3 separate regions of the Homo sapiens genome follow, and regions 2 and 3 are each linked to region 1. A link is a contact called in ENCODE Hi-C or POLR2A ChIA-PET data. All regions are on one chromosome and are shown on one strand. Each heading gives the region's core, a stretch centred on a gene start or an enhancer-like site at or near the end of the contact. The rest is flanking DNA. Distances are from core to core; before and after follow the strand shown.

Evidence for each region. Hi-C counts contacts between places; a loop is a spot of excess contacts on that map. ChIA-PET counts read pairs that join two places held with the same protein, here RNA polymerase II (POLR2A). Pooled maps may share reads with other maps.
Region 2: a loop to region 1 is called in a pooled map, with 20 times the contacts of the local background. The contact joins the promoter of EEF2 here to the promoter of TIMM13 in region 1. A Hi-C loop is called at or near these places in 3 of 50 pooled maps. POLR2A ChIA-PET finds 5 or more read pairs at or near these places in 3 of 52 experiments (Caco-2, activated CD4-positive, alpha-beta T cell and naive thymus-derived CD4-positive, alpha-beta T cell).
Region 3: a map of naive thymus-derived CD4-positive, alpha-beta T cell shows a loop between it and region 1 (8-fold over the local background). The contact joins the promoter of DOHH here to the promoter of TIMM13 in region 1. A Hi-C loop is called at or near these places in 1 of 168 maps with a recorded cell type or tissue (naive thymus-derived CD4-positive, alpha-beta T cell) and 5 of 50 pooled maps. POLR2A ChIA-PET finds 5 or more read pairs at or near these places in 1 of 52 experiments (AG04449).

Annotation. Positions count from the first base shown.
Region 1 is chr19:2,426,336-2,431,437 of GRCh38, forward strand. It overlaps TIMM13 (translocase of inner mitochondrial membrane 13), which reads right to left and starts at 1,251. Exons shown (of 3, transcript NM_012458.4): 1 at 1,079-1,251; 2 at 921-989; 3 at 1-711. The coding sequence starts at 1,198. The coding sequence ends at 613. LMNB2 (lamin B2) reads right to left here. Exons shown (of 12, transcript NM_032737.4): 12 at 1,831-4,617. The coding sequence ends at 4,576. RefSeq lists enhancers at 1-741, 742-1,487, 1,572-1,721 and a silencer at 932-1,021.
Region 2 is chr19:3,983,183-3,988,284 of GRCh38, forward strand. EEF2 (eukaryotic translation elongation factor 2) reads right to left here and starts at 2,281. Exons shown (of 15, transcript NM_001961.4): 1 at 2,196-2,281; 2 at 954-1,168; 3 at 1-109. The coding sequence starts at 2,198. RefSeq lists enhancers at 847-1,698, 992-1,211, 2,467-2,516, 4,533-5,034, 5,035-5,102 and a silencer at 2,077-2,186.
Region 3 is chr19:3,498,514-3,503,615 of GRCh38, forward strand. DOHH (deoxyhypusine hydroxylase) reads right to left here and starts at 2,161. Exons shown (of 5, transcript NM_001145165.2): 1 at 2,048-2,161. LOC105372245 (a long non-coding RNA gene) reads left to right here. Exons shown (of 4, transcript XR_936262.3): 4 at 1,422-2,538. RefSeq lists an enhancer at 2,163-2,272.

The DNA.
Region 1 (5,102 bases), core at 1-2,500:
GAAGCAGGGTCAAAGCAAGCCCTGACAAGGGGAAGGCTGTCCCCCTTAGCCTTTGGGGCAGGGGTGGCAGCAGCAACACATTCCTCGTGACTCAGCAGCCCGGTGGCACTAAGGGGAAAGATGGACTTCTCCCAACCCAGGGGAGGCTGAGACCCTCCGAGCTGGGGTTCCAGGGACACGCGTCACCTCTTCCCAGAGACCCCTCAGGAGGGAAATAAAGAGGTTTCTCTCCGTCCTCCACCAATTTATTTGCCCATCCGCAGGAGGTGACAGCTCCTGTGGTGTCTGACCACCCCCAACTCCGAAGTCCAGACAAGCTGTCCGCCCAGAATATGAGGCTGACTTGGGCACACTAGGGGAATACCCCAAAGGCCTGAAGGAGGTGCCACTGGGCTGCCAGCACTTCAGGAAGGCACAGGGCCCCACACCCCCGAGATCCAAGCTGCACTGGCTGGCAGGGGGCAGGGCGGGGGGTGGCGAGGACACAGTCCCGTGTGTCCCAGCACCGGTGCCACCCTCCTAAGCCCCGGGCAGGCAGTACGTACATGCGGACCCCGCCTCTCAAAGCACGTTTATGGAAATGAACAGGGTGGGGTGGCCCGCGCTCGCCGGTCACATGTTGGCTCGTTCCCGCTGCAGCCGCGAGTTGTAGGCGCGAGACACGGTGTTCCAGGCGTCCATGTAGCGGTCCATGCACATGGCGATGCACTTCTGCGGGAGCGGAGGGGCGCACGGCTCAGCTCGGGACTTCGCGGCCCCGGGGACCGCCCTGACCCCGGCTCCAGGACGCCCGGGCTGCAGACTACGCACGTGCAGTGACCACTCCGTCGCACCTCCCCGTTAGTCTGCGCACGCGCAGACACCTCCCCCCTCGAATCTAGGCCCTCGCGACCCTTGCCCCGAACCTCCGCGGGTCTCACCTGCTCGGAGTTGTCCAGGGAGCCCCCAGGTTTCCCTATACACTTCCGGAAACACTTGTCCGTCATCCTCTGTGGAGACACGCGAGGCTTTAGCCGCGACGTCGGCCCCCAGGGGTGGCCCTGTCGCCCCCAGCGCCCGTCCCCGGCCAGCCCCGCACCTGCAGCAGCTCCTGCGCGTTGGCCACGGCGATCTGCACTTTCACCTGCTCCATTATGAGCCCTGGGTCCAGCTTCCCGCTGCCGGAGCCCCCGAAATCGGAGCCGAAGCCGCCCTCCATGGCTCCGCAAAGTCAACCGGACCGAGGCCGCGTGCGCCGACTCGTAACTAACTGCGCCGGAAGCGGGCCGCCCGGGGCACCACGGGAAACGGAGTCCGCGCGGACGGGGACGGAGGACTACAACTCCCACACGACCGCGCGCGCCCGGGCCATTCAAGGTCGCGCGGGGGGCCCTCCGCTCATGCGGAGGCCTGGACCTGCCGTTACCTACACGAGCTACCCGTGGTTGCGACTCCGCGGGAAGAGGGAGGCCCTGACTTGGCCGGGGAGTAGGGGGGCTACTACGTGCGGCCGAGGCCGATCACTTTGTACTCACGCTCTGCCTCCAGCTCGTCCCGAAGGGCCTGCCGCGCATGCGCACGAGGCACCCGGCGCGTCTATACAGCGTGTTGCCGCCGGGGCGGAGCCCGGTCGCATCACGTGACGAAGAGTCAGCTTGTGCAACAGCGTCGGAGGCTCACTAGAAAAAAAAGGGCAGGGTCCCATGCATCGCCTGGGTCCTGTTTACACTAGCTACACTAGCCAGTGACCTTTTTCCTTGGGGGTGGAGGGATCTTTCTTAGACATCCGCTTCATTAGGGCAGAGGCCCCGGCTCGAGCTTCCCCTCAGGAATAAACTCAGAGGCAGAACCTAAAATCAAAATGTTTATTGGAGTGTTGTACAAAAAAGTTTCCAGTCATAAAATGTATATTACAAATCATTGGAAAAAAAAAAGAACACATTAGGCATGCATCTTCTTAAAAACCGAATCTCTGAAATGAAAGTCCATGCCAGCCCCAGCTGCAGCCCAGCTCCGTTTTTGCAGGTTGTGCTGTGACGCTCGCTGGACGCAGGGCTTGGAAGAGGCTGCAGGCGGCGACGCCCCAGGACTGAGGAGTCCCTCAGATCTTTAACAAAGAACTGCCGCGTGCAGGCTTCAGACCAACCCCAGCCAAAGCCGCTGGCATGAGGACAGGTGCATGATCGGATTCTGGGTCAGCCCGCAGGCCTCCCGGCTCCTGGGCTCAGCGGGGCAGGCTTCAGCGTTAACCTGGCGCTGTGCACCCCAGAACCCGCGTTGGTCCAGCAGGCGTGGGCCTCCCCCCAGGGCTGGGTGGCGTCTGATGCTTCGCAGGGAGGGCGCTAGGCTTCGAGTCACACGGCACGGGCTTACACAGAGGGATGGTTTCGCATCGTTCTAAGCGGCACACAGCTAAGCGTATTTGGGGACAAATGCAAATTGTTTCCCAGGCCATAAATAACTTTTAAAAATTTGATTTTCTTAGTGTTTCCAAAGACTCAATTCTCAATGAACCTCCAATTACCCACAGGCTGCCCAGTCCACGCTTCTCCCCACCCCCTTCAGCTAAGGGCACCCGCAGTCCTAGGACCACCCCCAGCTCCACCCAAGGCAAATGTAGGGTGGGGGGTTCTGTGGGCCTGGGGCGTGCTGTTTTCAGGACAGGACTGGGCAGCGTCTGGACATGAGGACCTGCGGGTTTTGGGGGGGACTTTGTCCCTGAGCCCAGCCTGCAAGGCTGTCGGCAAATCACAGACCAACTCCAGGATACAGCTTTGCTCCTCCAGAGCCAAAATACATAGGATGTGGCTGAGACCACTGCAGACTCCCCATAGGACAAGATCACCAAGACCCACCCCCAGAACCCTCGCTAGCACGAAGCCCAGCCAGTCGGGTCCGGGTGATTCCTGCTATGAAGGTGGGAAAGAGGACACAGTCTGTCGCCAGCATTCCCACTTCCAGCGGCTGGCAGAGGGTATCCCCGGGGCAGGCAAAGCTCCCTACCAGCCGCCTGACTGGGAGCACAGCGGCGTAGCCTCCAGGAGGAAATGCTTTGGTAAGATGCGCCCCCCTCTATCTACATGGGACCGGGACTTCTGAGAGCAAGGACAGCGAGCAGGGGCTACGTGGAGCAGCGGGTGTTTCTGCTTTGTCGGCCGCTGGCTCCTTCCCGGCCTGGGGCTGGGGCCCCCCATTCCTTCCTGCCACAGGCAGGTCCCCAGGGAGGCGGGATGCAGTCACAGGGGAGCGGTGCCGCCCCCGCCCTGCAGTGAACGCCATGGCCCGGAGACGGCGCGTGCCCATGGCTCAGTTTTGGTGTCTTTAAGACTTGAGCTGCACTTTCTGAAGGAGGCTCTGCCGTCGGAGGGTGCCCCAGCCCCACGCCACCCCGGGGAGGAGGGTCAGCCTGTCCTCAAGGCCCTGGCGTGAGCTCCTGACCTGTGTACTGACCAATGTAAAAAAATAAATATCCATTAAAAAAATAACTTCTGTGTATCTATGAGGGAGGGTGTAAACGGTGAGCTATTGCCGAAGGGGGGTGCCAGGCATTGGGAAGCTGGACTGAGGGGCTTGGGTGCGTCGTGATAGGAGTCAGGTGGCCTTGGCCTGTCTGAGAAACATGGTTTCAGCGAGAAAATCACAGATAAAAGCACAGTATGGATAGACGCATGTGTATATATAGGCACAGGGCAGACGGAGCTGGAACACGGGAGGGGCTCCACAGCGCTCTCCTCCAGAGGGTCAACATGGTGGCGTTCCCTGCAGACAGCTGTTCTGAAACTCACAGCTTCTGCCTCCAAGGCAACCAGATGTGTCCCCTCCACATCTCCCCTCCCTGCTTATTGTTGTGACAGGTCTTACGACGGGACTGTCCTCATTCTTCCTTCCCCAGGTCTTCCCCTCCCCTGCCCTGTTGGCCTTGCACAGTCAGGAACTGAACTGCGGGAAAACTCCCCCAAATAAAGTCAACGGTCCGAGAAACCCGGCCGGTGCGCTGCCAGAACGGGAATCTGGAAGCCCAGGCAGCGGAGTGAAAACCCGCCCTGGGGGCCACGCCATCCCCATGCTGGCCCACACCCGCTGCGTGGCTGCCTGAGGAGTTCCCGCTGTCCGAAGCTGGGCAGCCAGAATGCAGGCTTGGCCCCGGGCCCCACCAGGTCGACGCCTGGATTCTGAATTTGGTTTTGTAGAAAGCCTTAAAAAAACCCACCACCACTGAATTCCTACGCAGTTTCCGCGCTCCGTCCGCAGCAGGGCCGTCTCCTGTCCCCTCGCTAGCCTCGCCGGCCCTCCTCCCTCCAAGCCCAAGCATCTTCTAAACCTCCGGGTCCTGGCCCTGGGCTTCCAATTTGACCAAATGGTGAGATGAGGAGTGGGGTGGGATTGAAAAGTCTCCGGGGCAGCGGCGAAGTGGCAGCGAAGTGAGGCTGGAGGAGACCCGCCAGGAGGGAGGGCTGGGGGAGACCCACCCACACGTTCTGGCAGTTCGCTTAGAAATTCTCTAGAAATGTATCAAGAACTAAAGAAAGCCAATGATATAAAAATAGTTTTCAGTGGCTCTGGGTAAAGAAAGGTGTGTGGATGAGGAGTGTGGGTTCACATCACGTAGCAGCCTCTTGAGGTGGTCCTCGGGTCCCCCTGCAGGAAGGAAGGAAGGAAGGTCGGCCATGATCAGGGCCAGCCTGGAGGCAGCCGGCAGGTAGATGGCTGCCCCCACCTCCCCACCAGGGAGGGGCTGAGCAACAACAGTGTCTATTTCTAGAGCCTTCCATTCCACTTCCATGTCCCCATGAGCCCGCCTGTGAGCTACACATTCTGTTCTGGGTTCCAAAACAGTCACAGGAACTTGCGACGCACGCGTTTAATGCAGCTGTGGTTTCTGCACTCATCTTCTCCCCAGAAGCCAGTATTGAAGGGACCTGTGTCTTCGACTGAGGAAGCCGGTTGACCAGAGAGCATTTGGGGAGCTGTTCAACACCCACCTCTCAGGGGACCCCCTGGCCAGCTACCCTGAGGTCTGTGATGTCGCAAATTCACACGATGGGCACGACCCAGGAGGCAAGAACAGGTCTCTGCCGTGCTGGTAACAGCCAAGGCTGGCTTCACCCTGAGCCACGGCAGCC
Region 2 (5,102 bases), core at 1,031-3,530, 1.6 Mb after region 1:
GACATGCCCGGGGGAGTCAATGAGGTTGATGAGGAAGCCGGCACCGTCCTTGCTCTGCTTGATGAAGTTCAAGTCATTCTCCGAGAGCTCGTAGAAGAGGGAGATGGCACTGATGGAGGGAGGGACTCGTCAGGGGGACAGGAGCCACACACCTGGCCCAGGGAGTCTGGGATGCTGTCAGAAGCCAGGCTGCTCCTCCCTCCATGACTCATCCCTGGAGAGGCTCCCACAAGAGCCAACCCACCCTTGTCCTTTGCCTCTGTCCGAGACATGCCACCCCCATGACAGGGAACTCCTGGTACCAGCCCCATAGCCAGATCCTCAGAGCCCTCCTGACCAGACATCCTGCCCCACCGACTTGGTCCCAAGATTCATCACACCTGACTCAAAGTAGCAACTAAAAGACCCAGCAGGACGGCAAAAGCCTCCAGAGACTCCGACCCTCCCCTCCTCACTTCTGCCCCTGCTCCAGGGGAAATGAAGAGCCTTAGCCAGAGTCCCTCACCAATGTACCAACCCAGGACAAAAAGCAGTTGGGGTCACCGTACTCTGCGCTCCCCCTACTCATATCGGGGCCAGAAACTGACATGGAATGAACATCATCCAGTGCAACACAGGAGCTTCCCAGCGTCCCAAGCACTAGAACACCCTCCCCTCCCAGGTGTGACAGCCAAACCTCTCCAGATATTGTAGGAGTGGGGGCAAGTCCCCCAGGGAGGGAGAACCACGGAGTTAAGCCCCCTCCTCAAGAAAACCTTCCAGCTCGCAGTACCCCGAATCCCTGTGCCTCTCCATCCTGTCTCGCTGGACTGAACCTCACTCATTCTCCCATGAATTAAGAAACCAGGGGAAAGAGACGTTGCCAAGTCTCTCCCCGCGCACCCTGGCCCAGTGGCCTCCAGCTGCCAGGCCAGCACCTCCCTGCCTGGGTACAGAGGGCACAGGGAGCTCACGTTGACTTGATGGTGATGCAACGCTCCTGCTCGTCCTTCCGGGTATCAGTGAAGCGTGTCTCCCCGGCCCGGGCCGAGGCGATGATGCCCGCCTTGCACACCAGGGAGTCTGTCAGCGTGGACTTGCCATGGTCCACGTGGGCGATGACAGACATGTTGCGGATGTTGGCCTTCTTGTCCATGATGGCGCGGATCTGGTCTACCGTGAAGTTCACCTGGGCAAGACAAGGAGGCTCAGACCAGCTCGTGATTTCCAGGAACACAGCATGGCACGGAGCGTTCAGTCCAAACGAACCAGCATGCCCAAGGCCAGGAGGGGGTTGGTGCTGGGGTGCCCCAAGCCCACCGAATCTTGCCAGCCTAACACCCCTTAAGAGCCACCCCGCAATCTCCAAGGAACCACCGTTAATAGGTGTCATTCATGATTGACAACCCAGAAATAAAAGTGCTCAGGAATAAAACTGAGTGTCAACAGATTTCCTTGATACCAGGTACAAATACTAAAGTCTCATTTGGGGCCAAACACGTAAGGGATGAATCCTCTCCTAAAGCCCCCTCCACGTTGTCACCGGGCCACCCAAACTTCCCCGAGCAAGAAGCTTCATCATAAAATGCAAGGTCACCCCTTGGCAAACGGGATCAGACAAGGCCACCCACCCCAGGAAATAACGGGGAGCCGGAACGGCCCTAACTGCCACAAGCCTACACCTCGTGTCTCAATAAGAGTCTTTGTACATCTGGGAGTCATAGGAAGGACAAGTGCCTAAGGTCGACGATTAACAGCATCAGGAGAAGGTATTTGGAAGGAAAAGGGGAGCCTTTCAGGTGTCGCTTTGCTCGTTCTGCCATTCCCTGCCGCCCCTAGTCCCCCGGCAGAAAATCGATCTCAAACTCGCGGCCCGCGGGTTACATAAGGCGCCTCCCTGTCTCCCCGCTTCCACCGCGGTGCCCGCCATTACTACGCCTGCCACATCATCATTCCCCACCCCCATCCCCGCTAACAACCCAGCTCCAACCAGGTCTGGGCAAGGTTATGGCGCCCTCGGAAACGGAGAAAGGGCTCGGTGAACAGCGCGGCGCACAGACATGGCGGCGGCCGCTTCCCCAGCCCCGGGTCCTCCGGCCCCGCCGCCGCTACGTCTCCTCCTGGCACGGGGGGCCCCAGCGTCCCAGGCTAGGCAGCGTAGGCCCCGCGGAGGCCCCGCCGCCGCTCCGGGGCACCAGCGAGGCAGGGTTACTCACCATGGTGGCGGATGGCGGTGGATTCTCCCAGGTAGAACCGAAAGAAGCGAGTCGCGCCGAGGATGGCGGCGACGACGGCGGAAGAGAACGCTGACGTCAACACTCAGCTTTTTATAGGCGGACGCCGGTTGGGCGGGTCATGTGACTGCGCTGCGAAGGCGGGGCGAAGGGACGCCGCGCAAGCGCACGGAGGCGTGTCCCCCCGCCCGTTAACCCATTCGGCGCCGGCGCGGCGCTCTAGAATAGAAGCTGGGCATCTCGGGGGCGGTGGTCGCCCTCGGTGTGCAGTGTTCAGGTGCACAAAGTAAAGAGCGCCGTTTTAGCTGAGAACGAGAACCATAGCAACGATATTAGCTTACAAGTTGTCCAGTACTTCTATTAAAACCAATTTACAAGGTGAATAGAGTCTGTGGATTATACCCAAGTCAATTTCCCTGTTTGGACATTGTTACGTAAGACGATACCCCTGGGAGAAGCCGAGGGAAAAAGGACACTCGCGACCACTATACTGTTTTTGCAACTCCTTACCTGTAATTATTTCTAAATAAAAACTTTATAAGAAGCAGGCATCGGAATCACTGATCCCACAAATGCATACTGAGCATCTATACACCAGGCATTGTTAGGGGTTTTGTAGATATAGCAGTGGACCAAACACCTTGCTAGCTTGACCACACTGCGTGTTCTTCTACCAGCTACTAGGATTTCTCTGTGCCTCAATTTCACCTGCTCGGAGGTGATCAATACCACCCTATTGTTTGGGGGAGAGTGAAACGAACTAAAGACATCTAAAAGAATTAGGACCGTGCCTGATACCCAACGCTCAATAAACGCTATCTATTTTAATTAGCTAAGATTGCTATTAATAAAACAGTTATTTATTTCAGGACTGGTTTGCCATGTCCCAGGCACCCGGCTAAGCGGTTTACTGGCACAATTTCATTTTCTATTTCATTTCCTCTCCAGGGGGAGGCGCAGGAAGACTGTTTAGCATTTGTGTCCTAATCTGACCCTAAGAAACAGTTGAATGTATTTCATATCTCATGAATTGGCATTCAATTGTGTAACTCTATCCCTTATGAAAAGCCCAACCCGCTGTTTAGCACATAGTAGGTACTCAGCATTTCTTGCATGAATGATGTTCTCACAGTGCAAATGAACCCCCTGCGGTACATCTTTCCTTAAACTCACTTTGTGAAACAGGAGAGCCACTGCAGTGCTTTTCCTGGGCTGGGAGAGGGGGAGGTGTGGATCCACAAAAAGCAATGCAAATTCCAGCCTGGACTCTAAAATAAACCTGTACACTCCTCCCCCTCACGAATGCTTCGGGCACTTTGCTTTACAAAGCGCTGTCTCAACCTTGGGTTTCATTTAACGGATGATTGCTCTTCCTATCACCATTTAACCCAGTGGAAAACTGAAAAGTATCTTCCGAAAGGATTGAGGCTCTGAAAGGCAGAGGGCGCGGCAGGGAGCAGATGGGAGCGCCCGGGGTCCCTAACCACCTACACCTGTACCTGTGACGCGTTTAGTTAAGTTGCAAGTCAAGCGCATGCGCCATTTGGGGCATGAGTTTTTAGCAGAGGGGTAGTCAGTTTCGCATTATTAATAATAAAATTCTTCAAAATTTTTAAATGCACTGAGCACCTGCTACGTGTTGCGTTTCCTATTGGGGGCTTCGCAGCCGTTTTTTCCGTGCAAAGTGGGAGCATTTCAGAGATGTAATGGAAAGGTTTTCATTAAAAGAGGTGTCAGGCGAGAGGCGGAGGTTGCAGTTAGCCGAGATCGCGCCACTGCTCTCCAGCCTGGCGACAGAGCGAGATTCCGTCTCAAAAAAATTTTTAAAAATTTTAAAAATTAAAGAGGGGTTAGGCTGCTTGCGGTGGATCACGCCTGTAATCCCAGCACTTTGGGAGGCCGAGGCAGGCAAATCACCTGAAGTCAGGAGTTCGAGACCAGCCTACCCAATATGGAGAAACCCCGTCTTTACTAAAAATAAAAAAATTAGCCCGGCGTGGTAGTGAACGCCTGAAATCCCAGCTACTTTGGAGGCTGAGGCAGGAGAACCGCTTGAACCCGAGAGGCAGAGGTTGCAGTGAGCCGAGATCACGGCACTGCATGCACTCCAGCCTGTGCGACTGAGAGTAAGACTCTGTCTCAAAAAAAAAAAAAAAAAAAAAGGAGGGGGGGCTGTTCACAGGTATCCCGGAACTTAATAAAAGAGGGGTTGAATTTCTTCTCAAGTGCATGGGTTGCTTATTGAAAAATTCTAACATCATGTAATTTAAAGAACTAGGGGGAGAGCTTAAGGGAAAAAGGGGAATTTTCAACCCCATAACTGCAGGGATGGAGCCAGGTGTTGGCAGGGAAGGATCTCTCCCACTGTCATCCCCACATCCATGAAGAGCAGAATCCTGGAGTACCACAAGCAGCCACAACCAGGTCAGCTGTAATAAGTACAATAATAAATATACGCTGGGTCTTTTAGGGTGGGGACCAATAAAAAAATTCACCTCTGCAGAGAAGCTCCGCTGCGCATGCGCCTGCTGCGGCGCCAGGAGAGCTCAGAGACCGCAGTAGCGGCCCCTGCTGACCGACAGTCGCCAGTGCAGGCCTCTCGACACTGCCTTTTTTTTTTTTTTTTTTTTTTTTTTTAAGACCAAGTCTCGCTCTGTTGCCACGCTGGAGTGCAGTGGTGCGGTCTCAGCTCACTGCAGCCTCCGCCACCCGATTCAAGCGATTCACCTGCCTCAGCCTCCCGATTAGCTGGGATTACAGGCGCCTGCCACCACACCCGGGTAATTTTTTTGTGTTTTTAGTAGAGACAGGGGTTTCACCATGTTGGCCGGGCTGGTCTTGAACCCCTGACCTCGTGATCTGCCCGCCTTGGCCTCCTAAAGCGCTGGG
Region 3 (5,102 bases), core at 911-3,410, 1.1 Mb after region 1:
TCCTGCCTCAGCCTCCCGAGTATCTGGGATTATAGGCATGCACCACCATGCCCGGCTAATTTTGTATTTTTAGTAGAGACAGGGTTTCTCCATGTTGGTCAGGCTGGTCTCGAACTCCCAACCTCAGGTGATCCACCCGCCTCAGCCTCCCAAACTGCTGGAATTACAGGCTTGAGCCACCACACCCAGCCAATAACGAAGGAATTCTTAATGTGACCCGTTTAGGATGAAACAAGTTTTACTGGGTGTCTGAAGAACTCCCCAAACCTCCATGATTTAGCAGGAGACAAGATAAGGATGATCACCCCAGCACCTGGACCCACTGGAGATGAGATAAGGGTGATCACCCCAGCACCTGGACCCATTTAGATTAAGTAAATTTACTGAGGTTCCAAAGGAAAGTCTTCAGGATTCAGATCTTAGTTATAGATTAAAAGAAGTTAGTCACTTTAAGTCTTTAGATGGATGCTCAGTTACATGTAGATGGAGAGCTTAGAGGGTATATAAGCTCTGGAAAACTTTGTCATTTTGAGTTGGTCTGGCGATATTTTCCAGGCCTTCTCCCTGTAACCGGTTACAGAAATAAAAACTCTCTTCCTCCCCAGTTAATCTGCATCTCGTTATTGGACCATGAGAAATAGCAGCCCGACCCTCAGTTTGGTCCAGGAACACCCGTGCTCATCCTCTTGCTTTCCTGGGTCTCCAACATCACTTCCTCATGGAAGCCTTCCCTGATCACAATGGACAATGTTACTCTTCCATCTCTTTTCACTTATTCAGCTTTATTTTTCTCCACGGCGCCTAAGACTCCTAGATATCATATTGGAAAGTATTGGTTTAGTTGCTTGTGATTGGTCTTATCCCTCATTAGAATAGAACTCTGAAGGCTGGGACTGAGTCTATCTTGGTCACTGTTGTATTCCCAGCACTTAGTGCAATGACCTGCACGCAGTAGGGCCTCAATAAAAACAATAACCGGCTGGGCGCGGTGGCTCACGCCTGTAATCCCAGCGCTTTGGGAGGCCGAGGTGGACAGACCATCTGAGTTCAGGAGTTCGAGACCAGCTGACCAACATGGTGAAACCCCATCTCTACTAAAAATACAAAAATTAGCTGGGCGTGGTGGTGGGCGCCTGTAATCCCAGCTACTCGGGAGGCTGAGGTAGGAGAATCGCCTGAACTCGAGAGGCGGAGGTTGCAGTGAGCCGAGATCGTGCCATTGCATTCCAGACTGAGCTACAAAGCAAGACCCTGTCTCAAAATAAATAAATAAAATAAAAACGACAACCGTGACAATAGCAGCTGACACTTATGTAGCATTTGCTACGCGCCAGGCACTCCATGCTCTTTACATTCATTAATTCATTCGATCTACATCACTACCCTGTGAGGTAGTTACTAAGATTGTCCCCATTTTACAGGTGAGGAAACTGAGGCACAGTTTGGGACTGTGCTTGGGAACTTGCTTGGGAGCAGCGTGAAGAGTTAGGAATCCAGGAAGTCTGGCTCCAGAGTCGGGCTCTAAACCACCAACGCTTTGTTGAATGACTTAGGATAAAAGAACACAGCCAAGGGGAGAAGGGACCCCTCTCTTTCCAGATCGGCTGAGAACCTGGCGGATGCTTCATCTCAAGACAGGCTGGCTATGGCATGCTGGCAGCCCTCTCTGGTGAACAGTGGCGTCAGCAAGGCTGCCTGGGCTTGACGAGGGCAGTGTAGCCACCTAAGCACAGGTGACCATCAAAGGAGAGTGACACCTTTAAAGAGGGGTCATCAGAAACCAGAGGGCAGGCCTGTGCGAGCTGGCAGGGCACTGGGGACCATTGAGACCCAACCGTACGACATAGGAGCTTCAGGACGTGAGGTGGGCACTCTTTCATGTAAAAAATCCCAGAGGAAAGAGATCGCCGGGACTCGAGACCCCTTAACCCGCCCCATCCACAGTCAACGAATCCCTGAGACCGGATTCCCTAACGAGGCGCTCCCGGTGCCACCGCCCGCCAGACCCGGGCCCCACACCGTGATCGCCGCCTCCGGGACGCCTCACCGAGCTCTGGAGACTCAGGACCCGTCGGCCCGGCCAGTAACCGCAGGCGCCTCTGCCACCACCGCTTCACCTGCCGCGACGCCCGCAGTGCGGTCTGGGGGCCGCCATTTTCTCGCCCACGTGACCGTGCCGGACGGCACCAACGCAGCCGCGGGTGAGACCTAGTGAGAGGCTCCGTGCATGAGGGAGGCCCGGAAGGCTGAGTCGGTGCTGGTGCCACAGCTCATGCAAACGCAGGAACAGTATTCCTAGTGCGTTCTTCGGGGAAGGGGACGGGCAACGTATGCCCTTTCATGGGAAAAAATTCTCTCCAACCTCCCCACTGCGGTACAAGAAGTGAGACTGGTTTGTGCCGATTCAGCGCCCTGCCTGGGCTGGCTAGCAACGGAGCATGCGCAGTGTTTCTAGGCGTGGTCAGACTCCAGAGGTGTTGGCCAATGGGCTCAGGGAGCTCGAACCTTAAGTAGGTGAGGAATAAAAAAAGGAAGAAATGCAGTCGTTCATTCATTCATGTATGTAATAAATAGTACATGGCCTTGAGGACAAGAGAGCCTTCAGCCCTTACCCTCGTACGCCTCCCAGTGTTGTTATAGAGACAGAAAATAACACGATAAGTAAATGCAATACCTATTAGATGGTGAAAAAGGCTAACGAGAAAAAATTCGGTAGCCAAGGGCGGTGTATGTATAGGGTGTGCAGTTTCAGGAAGGGTGGCCAGAATCTGAGGTGGTGACATCTGAAGAAAGACCTGAAAGAGGCCGGGTACGGTGGCTCACACCGGTAATCCCAACACTTTGGGAGGCCGAGGTGGGTGTTATCACTTGAGGTCAGGAGTTCGAGACCAGCCTGGCCAACATGGTGAAACCCCCATCTCTACTAAAAATACAAAAAGGCTTCAGCTTCCCGAGTAGCTGGGATTACAGGCATGCAACACCACACCAGCTAACTTTTTGTATTTTTAGTAGAGACAGGGTTTCACTATGTTGGCCAGGCTGGTCTCAAACTCCTGACCTCAGGTGATCCACCTGCCTTGGCCTCCCAAAGTGCTGGGATTACAGGCGTGAGCTACTGTGCCCTGCTTGCAATCTCTTATTTTTAAAATGTGGGTGACTGCCAGGAGTGGTGGCTCATACCTGTAATCCTGGCACTTTGGGAGGCTGTGGGGTGAGAGGATGATCGATTGAGCCCAAGATTCCAAGACCAGCCTGGGCAATGTGGTAAGCCCCCGTCTCAACAGAAAAAAAATTTTTTTTAATTTGGCTGGGCGCAGTGGCTCAGCCTGTAATCCCAGCTACTTGGGTGGCTGAGGCAGGAGAATCGCTTGAGCCTGGGAGACACAGGTTACAGTGAGTTGAGATCCTGTCACTGCACTCCAGCCTGGGCAACAGAGCAAGACTCCATTTCCAAAAAAAAAAAAAAAAAATCAACTGTGCCTGGTGGCTCATGCCTGTAGGCCCAGCTACTCAGGTGGCTTGATAGCTTGAGTCCAGGAGTTCAAGGATCCAGTGAGCTGTAATCACACCACTGGATTCCAGCCTGGGTGACAGAGCAAGACCCCATCTCAAAAAAAAAAAAAAAATGAGCAATTAATAAAAAAACATGGCTGGGCATTGTAGCTCACGCCTGTAATTCCAGCACTTTGGGAGGCCAAGGCAGGTGGATCACTTGTGGTCAGGAGTTCAAGACCAGCATGGCCAACATGCTGAAACCCCATCTCTACTAAAAATACTAAAATTAGCTTGGCCTAGTGGCGGGTGCCTGTAATTCCAGCTACTCAGGAGTCTGAGGCAGGAGCATCACTTGAACCCAGGAGACGGAAGTTGCAGTGAGCCAAGATCGCGTCACTGCACTCCAGCTTGGGTGACAGAGTGAGACTCCATCTCAAAAAAATAATTAAATAAAAATTAATGAAAAAACATAAAATGCTGTGCATAGCAAAGAAATCCTTTTGGAAGGCCAACTTCTATTTTAAGACAACATTCACAAATACTTATTGAGCAACTACTGTGTGCTGGACAGTGTCCTGAGCACAGAGGATAGTGTCCTGGGCACAGAGGACACAGGACAAAACAGACACAGTGTCTGGCCTCATGGAGCTGACACCCCCACTTTTATTTTTTTGAGACAGAGTCTCGCTCTGTCACCCAGGCTGGAGTGCAATGGGGCGATCTCAGCTCACTGCAAGCTCCGCCTCCTGGGTTCACGCCATTCTCCTGCCTCAGCCTCCCAAGTAGCTGGGACGACAGGTGCCCACCACCAAGCCCAGCTAATTTTTTTGTATTTTTAGTAGAGACGGGGTTTCACCGTGTTAGCCAGGATGGTCTCGATCTCCTGACCTCGTGATCCGCCCGCCTCGGCCTCCCAAAGTGCTGGGATTACAGGCGTGAGCCACCGTGCACGGCCCACCCCCCCTTTTTTTTTTTAAATTATTGTATTGCCTTCCTATGTGTTGGAAAACTGACTGCAGATAACAGGCATCACTGCAGCCCTCAGCTGCCTTGCGAGGACGTCATCTCAACATGTTTGTGGCTCAGGCTGTTTACGGAGGACTTCCCGTGGACCAGGAGCTGTGCTGACTCAGGAAGGCTACGAGGGCAGGGTGCCAGGTGTGACTGGCCCCAAGGATGCTCCCCAGGAGGAGATAATCCCAGGGTGCAGGACGCAGATATCGAAGCCTCAGCCAAAAGCAAGGCCTGTGTAAGTCAGAGAACTTGGCATCTGGCCTCTGTAGACCTTCGAGAAACTGATAGCACAGAAGAACCAAGTCTGCGTCTTCTGTTCGGTGGGTCCTCTGGGATTGAGCAAGTCCCTGGGGGGCGGAAGTCTGGAATCCAGGTATCTGCAGATCTGTGGCCTCTCTGGAGGCTCCAGGGGAGGATCCTTCCTGCCTCTTCCAGCTTCTGGGGGTGGCCGCCAGTCCTTGGTGTTTCTCAGCTTGTGGCTTCGTCACTCCAATCTCTGCCACTGTCATCACCTGGCCTTGACCCCTGTGTGTCTGTCTCTGTGTTTCTGTGTTAGAATCTCCCTCTCCTCTCCTTTTATTTTATTCTTCTGA